2 separate regions of the Homo sapiens genome follow, and region 1 is linked to region 2. A link is a loop called in an ENCODE intact Hi-C map of the cell type or tissue named here. Cell type or tissue: Caco-2. All regions are shown on one strand. Links, peaks and the distances in the headings refer to the core of each region. The heading gives the core; the rest is flanking DNA.

Region 1 (2,931 bases), core at 138-2,637, 110 kb before region 2:
ATGGTGGCTCATGCCTGTAATCCCAGTAATCCCTCCCTCTGGGAGGCCAAGGCAGGCAGATCACTTGAGGTCAGGAGTTCGAGACCAGCCTGGCCAACATGGCGAAACCCCATCTCTACTAAAAATACTTAGCCAGGCCTGGTGGTGGGAGCTTGTAATCCCAGCTACTGGTGAGGCTGAAGCAGGAGAATTGCTTGAAACTGGAAGGTGGAGGTTGAAGTGAGCCAAGATCCTGCCACTGCACTCCAGCAGCTTGGGCAACAGAGTGAAACTCCATCTCAAAAAAGTAATAATGATGAGCAAAAACTTCCAAATTTAATTTTAAAATATTAATTTACATGTCCAAGAAGCTCAAGAAACTCCAACCAGGATACACTCAAAGACAATTAAAATATTCTAAAATTGGTTGTTGTGATAGTTGCACTTTAAATATACAAAAAGCTATTGAATTGTACTCTTTATATCTGTAAATTGAATGGTATGTTAATTATATCTCAATAAAGTTTTTAAAAAGAGAATGAGGTACCAATACATCCTTACAACATGGATGAACCTTTAAAACTTTGTTCTAAGTGAAAGAAGCCAGTCACAAAAAGCCACGTATCATATAGCCCACTCATATAAAATGTTCATAATAGGCAATTCCATAGACACAGAAACTAGATTTGCGCTTGCAGAAGTTGGAGGGAAGGGAGTTACTGACAATGGGTATGGGATTCCTTTAGGGAGTGATAAAAATATTCTGCAATTAAATAGTTGTGATGGATTCACAATCTTGTGAATATGCCAAAAATCACTGAACTACATACACTAAAAGGGTGAACTTTATGGTGTGTAAGTTATATCTCAATGTTTATAAAAGCAACACCCTCCTCCCCAGAAATTTCAGTAGTGAAAAGGTGTAAAACCATTGTAATGGTTGCACATGTTTATGCTGGAAAATTGGTAAACTGAAATGTTTCTTTAAAACACTTATACTTCATTGGGAGAGAGTTATTTCTTTGGAAAATGCCCTTTCTCTTTTTTCTATGAATAGTCAAAGTTTCAGGAAAAAGAACCAGTAATACACATGTATTTTAAAAGGTGTGACTAAGTGTCAGAGGGTAGATTGTGCAAGATAGGTACCTTAGAGCTTGACCAGGACAACTCTTTGCTAATCTTCAGGAATTCTTGGGACTCTGGCCCTGACTCAGCCAAGACAAGAATAGTGAGCTAATGATTAATGATGTGATGATTAAAGTTCAAATTCTCCTGGTGGCAGTCAGAACCAGTTTGTTTATTGATGGCTTATACCCAGTATAATCAGTTGGATATCCTGGCTTGGCTATGTGACCAAGAGGATATAAAAGACCCTGTTGGAAATGTTTAAGTACCTTTCCCAAAACAAAGATTTATCATCACACAATTCTTGGTAATTCAATTTGGAAACATTGCATATCCTGATGCAAATAAGAAAGACACTGGGGAGCTGCGCTTGGAAGTTTCTTGGACCTCTGATGCTTTCTTGCAATCTCTTGTTCCTGCTTTACTGTATCCTCTGCCTTTATTGAATATGCTCTTCGAGGCCTTGTTAGTCTTTCAATTATCCAGCCTAATGCAATCTCTTTTCATGAGTAATGCATTCCATACTGCAGATCTTTTTTATAAAAAGTAAAGGAGCAGCAATCTCAGTAATTATATTCAAATGAGACTCTCAAAACCCTGTGAGCAAATATAAGCAAAATTAGTCCCACCTGTGGGACAGCGCCAATATACCCAGCAGCTGTTCATGAGTAGAGATGGCAGAGAGAATACTGCCTGTTCCCAAACATAGAAATCCAATCTGGTTGTCCAACCCAAACCACGAAAATCGTTGCATTCCACAGACAAGGATACAAGAGTTATATTTGTGAAAAAGAAGCTTCTGCTGCTCAAGAACTTTCTCAATGATGCCTGAAATTGAGGGTCAAGAAACAAACCCCAGAATCTAGTAATCGACTCTTGAGTACCACCCCACCCCACATTATCTAGACCATAGGTCTAAGTCAGAGATTCTGATGATCTCCTCAGGTACTTTGGCAAATTCATCACAAATATCTCCTGTTAATATATGGGTAAAGAAATGTTTGGGGTTAATATGTGGGTAGAGAAATGTCGGGATGACCAGAGCCATCCTCATACATAGTCATATCTCTGTAGCACAAGTGTTCAAATTTCTCCAAATTCCACCACTAAAAAGATATCAGAGCCACATGGATCCATACCTTCATGGCTTAGATGTTTTCCCATGCTTTGCTTGAGCTCACACTATCAAGAAGGTACCAAGAGAAAGGCACCATTCTTTGAACTTAATCGCCAGACCCACTTCTTCTGGTTGCTATTTAACCAGACTGGTCATCCACTCTCATTTATTCTGTCATCCTTTCTACCCAAAGTATAACCAGTTGAACAGTGTGGATTGCCACCACCCTAGAGCATTTCAACAATATCCTGGCTCTAGGTTCTCTAATCTTCTTCCTAACAAAGACTACACAGGGGTTGTATTAGTCACTCACCTCCCTCCCACCCCTGGCCGTATTCTGTACTTCCCTACAAGGAGCTATTAAGCTTAAGACCCATGAATTCAGCCAGCAATTTGTCTTTCTCATTTGCTTATAAAATAAGCAAGGTTTACAAGGGAAACTCCTGAGGCAGGTCTTCTGAAGCTGGAAAATAATTTCAACCCCTACACACAAATTAAGCCAGAGAGAATTGAAGCTGATGAGGCATTTAAGTGGGCAATAAAAATCTGGAGTTGGTGGAGGGAGAACCACCTAAGGTGAGCTGAAATACGTAACACTTGCAAGAATCTCCCAGACAGGAACTCCGACTAGTCTAAGCAACCCTGTAAGACCTAAAACAAGTTTTCTTCCTCTCTTACTCCATTTGGGCTGTTATAATGAATTAACAAAA
Region 2 (2,931 bases), core at 116-2,615:
TGATGCACATGTTGCTGAGCCATATGGGATGTGTATTTTCAACTTTACTAGGTAATCCAAAATGTTTTCCAGAGTAATATATGAAATTTCCCTTTACTACATCTTCACTAAAAGTCTGATAAACTTTTTAATGTTTTTCAGTCATACAGTATAAAATGGTTTCTAATTATGTGGTACATATACACCATGGAATACTATGCAGCCATAAAAAGGAACGAGATCATGTCCTTTGCAAGGACATGGATGAAGCTTGAAGCCATTATCCTCAGCAAACTAACACAGGAACAGAAAATCAAACACCGCATGTTCTCACTTATAAATGGGAACTGAACAATGAGAACACGTGGACACAGGGAGGGGAATAACACACACTAGAGTCTTGGAGTGGGGAGGGGAGAGCATCAGGACAAATAGCTAATGCATCCGGGGCTTAATACCTAGGTGATGGGTTGATAGGTGCAGCAAACCACCATGGCACACATCTATCTGTGTAACAAACCTACACATCCTGTACATGTATCCTAAAACTTAAAATTTTTTTTAAAAAGCAATAAATTAGGTTTTAATAAAAAGGCATAGAAAAACTTTAGCCCTATTTGTCTGGAAACTGAATATAATAAAAATGCAAATGTATTCCTTGAAAAGTTTCTAATTATGATAACTTATATTGTCCTCATTACTAATTAGTTGAACATTTTATATGTTTATGCATCATTTGCATTCTCCTGTGAAATGTCTGCTCTTGTCATTGCCTATTTTTCTATTTTTTTAAATTTCTTATTGATGGAAGTTTTTTACATATTGTATATACAGATCCAATATAGATTATATGTGTTATAATTATTTTCTGCCAATTTGTGATTGGTATTTTTACTCTTTCTAATGACTAAAAGTTTTTCTCAATGTGGTCAGTTCCTTTATGGTTGCTGGTATGTATTTAGTCTTTTTTAAATCAGTTTTACACTTCTAAGAAGGCAGATACCTGTTTTGATAACTCTTCTTTGTTAAACACACACACACACACAAAGCAAAAAAGGTTTACCATAGCTGTTACAAGGTCACTATAATTTTGGACAATAATTTTAGGCAGTAACAAGCAGATCTTTAGAAGTACTGCTATACTCTGTGTCATTTTATAATATATATTTTAAGGAATTATAAACAAACTGGGATTCCCCGGGGCTATGAGAGGAGAGGTTCAGTCTAAAAGTCAGTTAAAGAAACACAAGCCTAAGAGATATGATAGCTATGTACAAATATTTGAAGGCTTATGACAAAGAAGAAGGAGTAAACAGAACTGAAATGAAAGGGTAAAAATTGCAGAGAGGTTTTCAGCTCAGCATAAGGAAGGATTTGAGCTATCCAGCAAAGGAAGAGGATGCCCCCATGAGGTAGTGGCTCCTAAGATTTTTTCCAAAACTATAATTTTGAGAATGTCTCCGGTATTTTTTCATGTGTTTATGATTAAGAATACTACAGATTTTTTTAAATATAATGCTTTATTGAAGATTAGTAGCTTTATTTTGAGTTTGGTAGTGAAACTATCCTATCTAGAATTTTCATATGAAACTAGGAATTTGGCCAGAGATACCAGTGCAAGCTACATTATTTTTGCAAAAATAGCAAGGTTCTCAGCTTTTGTATTAATTGTTAGGTAATATTTAAGCACATGTATGTGAATAGAAAAATACATAAACAGTTTTAAGTATATACTGTGTCTTTAACTGCGATCAATAATCTACAATCCACAAAACTACAAAGAACAATAAAGCACAAAGATAAATAATGCAATCAAGAAGTACAAAAGTGACTTCAGAAAATTGATGAGCAAACTGAGGGATGAGATAAAACCCTGACACAGCAGTTAAGTGAACAAGGAAATTTTTATGCAAGGTGTTTAAAGCTTTTTAGATAAAGATGAGGACTTCTCAAGATTTAGAGGAAGAAAATTCCAAGAATAGAAAACAACATAGAAACTGTATTGCTGCCAAAATTATCTTGGTGGAAACTATAACATTTTGCATATATAGCATTTAGCATATTGATACAGGTGGAAATAAGCATAATACAGTGCTTTTTAAACTGTGGGACATGACTCGTTCGTCAATTGTGAAATCAACGACTGGTAACCAGTATTTTTTAAATGAAGTCTAATTTTAGAATTAGAATATTCTAGAATGGAAACTACCAGACGGTATCATACGTTGTGAGGATAAATATATTTTATAAAACTACATATGTCTCCAAGGTCACAATGCAAAATATATTTATTTCTGTGAGACACAATCAATCAGAATGAAAATTACTAGCATATGTGTAAGAGCTAGAAGTTTAGATTTTAGAGCCCAACTAATTGGAGCTGAATCCCAGCTTTGCCCCTTACTGGCTCTGTGACCTTGGGCAAGTTACTTATCCTCCCTCCTGCCTTAATTTCTTTTTTGTTGTTGTTTCTTTTCTTAACTTTTATTTTCGGTTCAGAAGTATATGTGCATGTTTGTTATATAGGTAAATTGCATGTCACTAGGTTTTGGTGTACAGATTATTTTGTCTCCCAGGAAGTAAGCATAGTACCTGGTAGGTAGTTTTCCAGTCCTCACTGTCCTCCCACCCTGCACCCTGAAATAGGCCCCAGTGTCTGTTGTTCCCTTCTTTATGACCATATGTACTCAAAGTTTAGCTCCCACTTATAAGTGAGAACATGCAGTATTTGGTTTCCTTATGTTCTTGTGTTAGTCTGCTTAGAATAATGGCCTCCAGCTCCATTCATGTTGCTGCAAAGGACATGATCTTTTTTATGGCTGCATAGTACTCCATGTTGTATACGTACCACATTTTTATCCAATCTACCATTGATGGACATTTAGGTTGATTCCATGTCTTTGCTGTTGTGAGTAGTACTGCAATAAGCATACACATGCACGTGTCTTTATG

The links. A loop is a pair of places that touch in the nucleus more often than their neighbours do. Peaks named below come from ENCODE experiments on the same cell type or tissue, not always from the same donor. Only the 100,000 strongest peaks of a DNase experiment are listed, where the experiment ranks them.
Region 1: it touches region 2 in a loop (5-fold over the local background); 8 of 110 quality-filtered maps call a loop at or near these places.

What each region holds. Positions count from the first base shown.
Region 1 is chr11:101,865,639-101,868,569 of GRCh38, forward strand. No RefSeq gene overlaps it. Among named protein-coding and RNA genes, the nearest start is that of CEP126, 48 kb to the right of the region's middle. In Caco-2, for the core only: no CTCF peak of the experiment used is centred there; a DNase peak (open chromatin) is centred at 1,173.
Region 2 is chr11:101,973,132-101,976,062 of GRCh38, forward strand. The region is part of intron 6 of CEP126 (centrosomal protein 126); the gene reads left to right. Among named protein-coding and RNA genes, the nearest start is that of ANGPTL5, 58 kb to the left of the region's middle. In Caco-2, for the core only: a CTCF peak has its summit at 1,377; no DNase peak of the experiment used is centred there.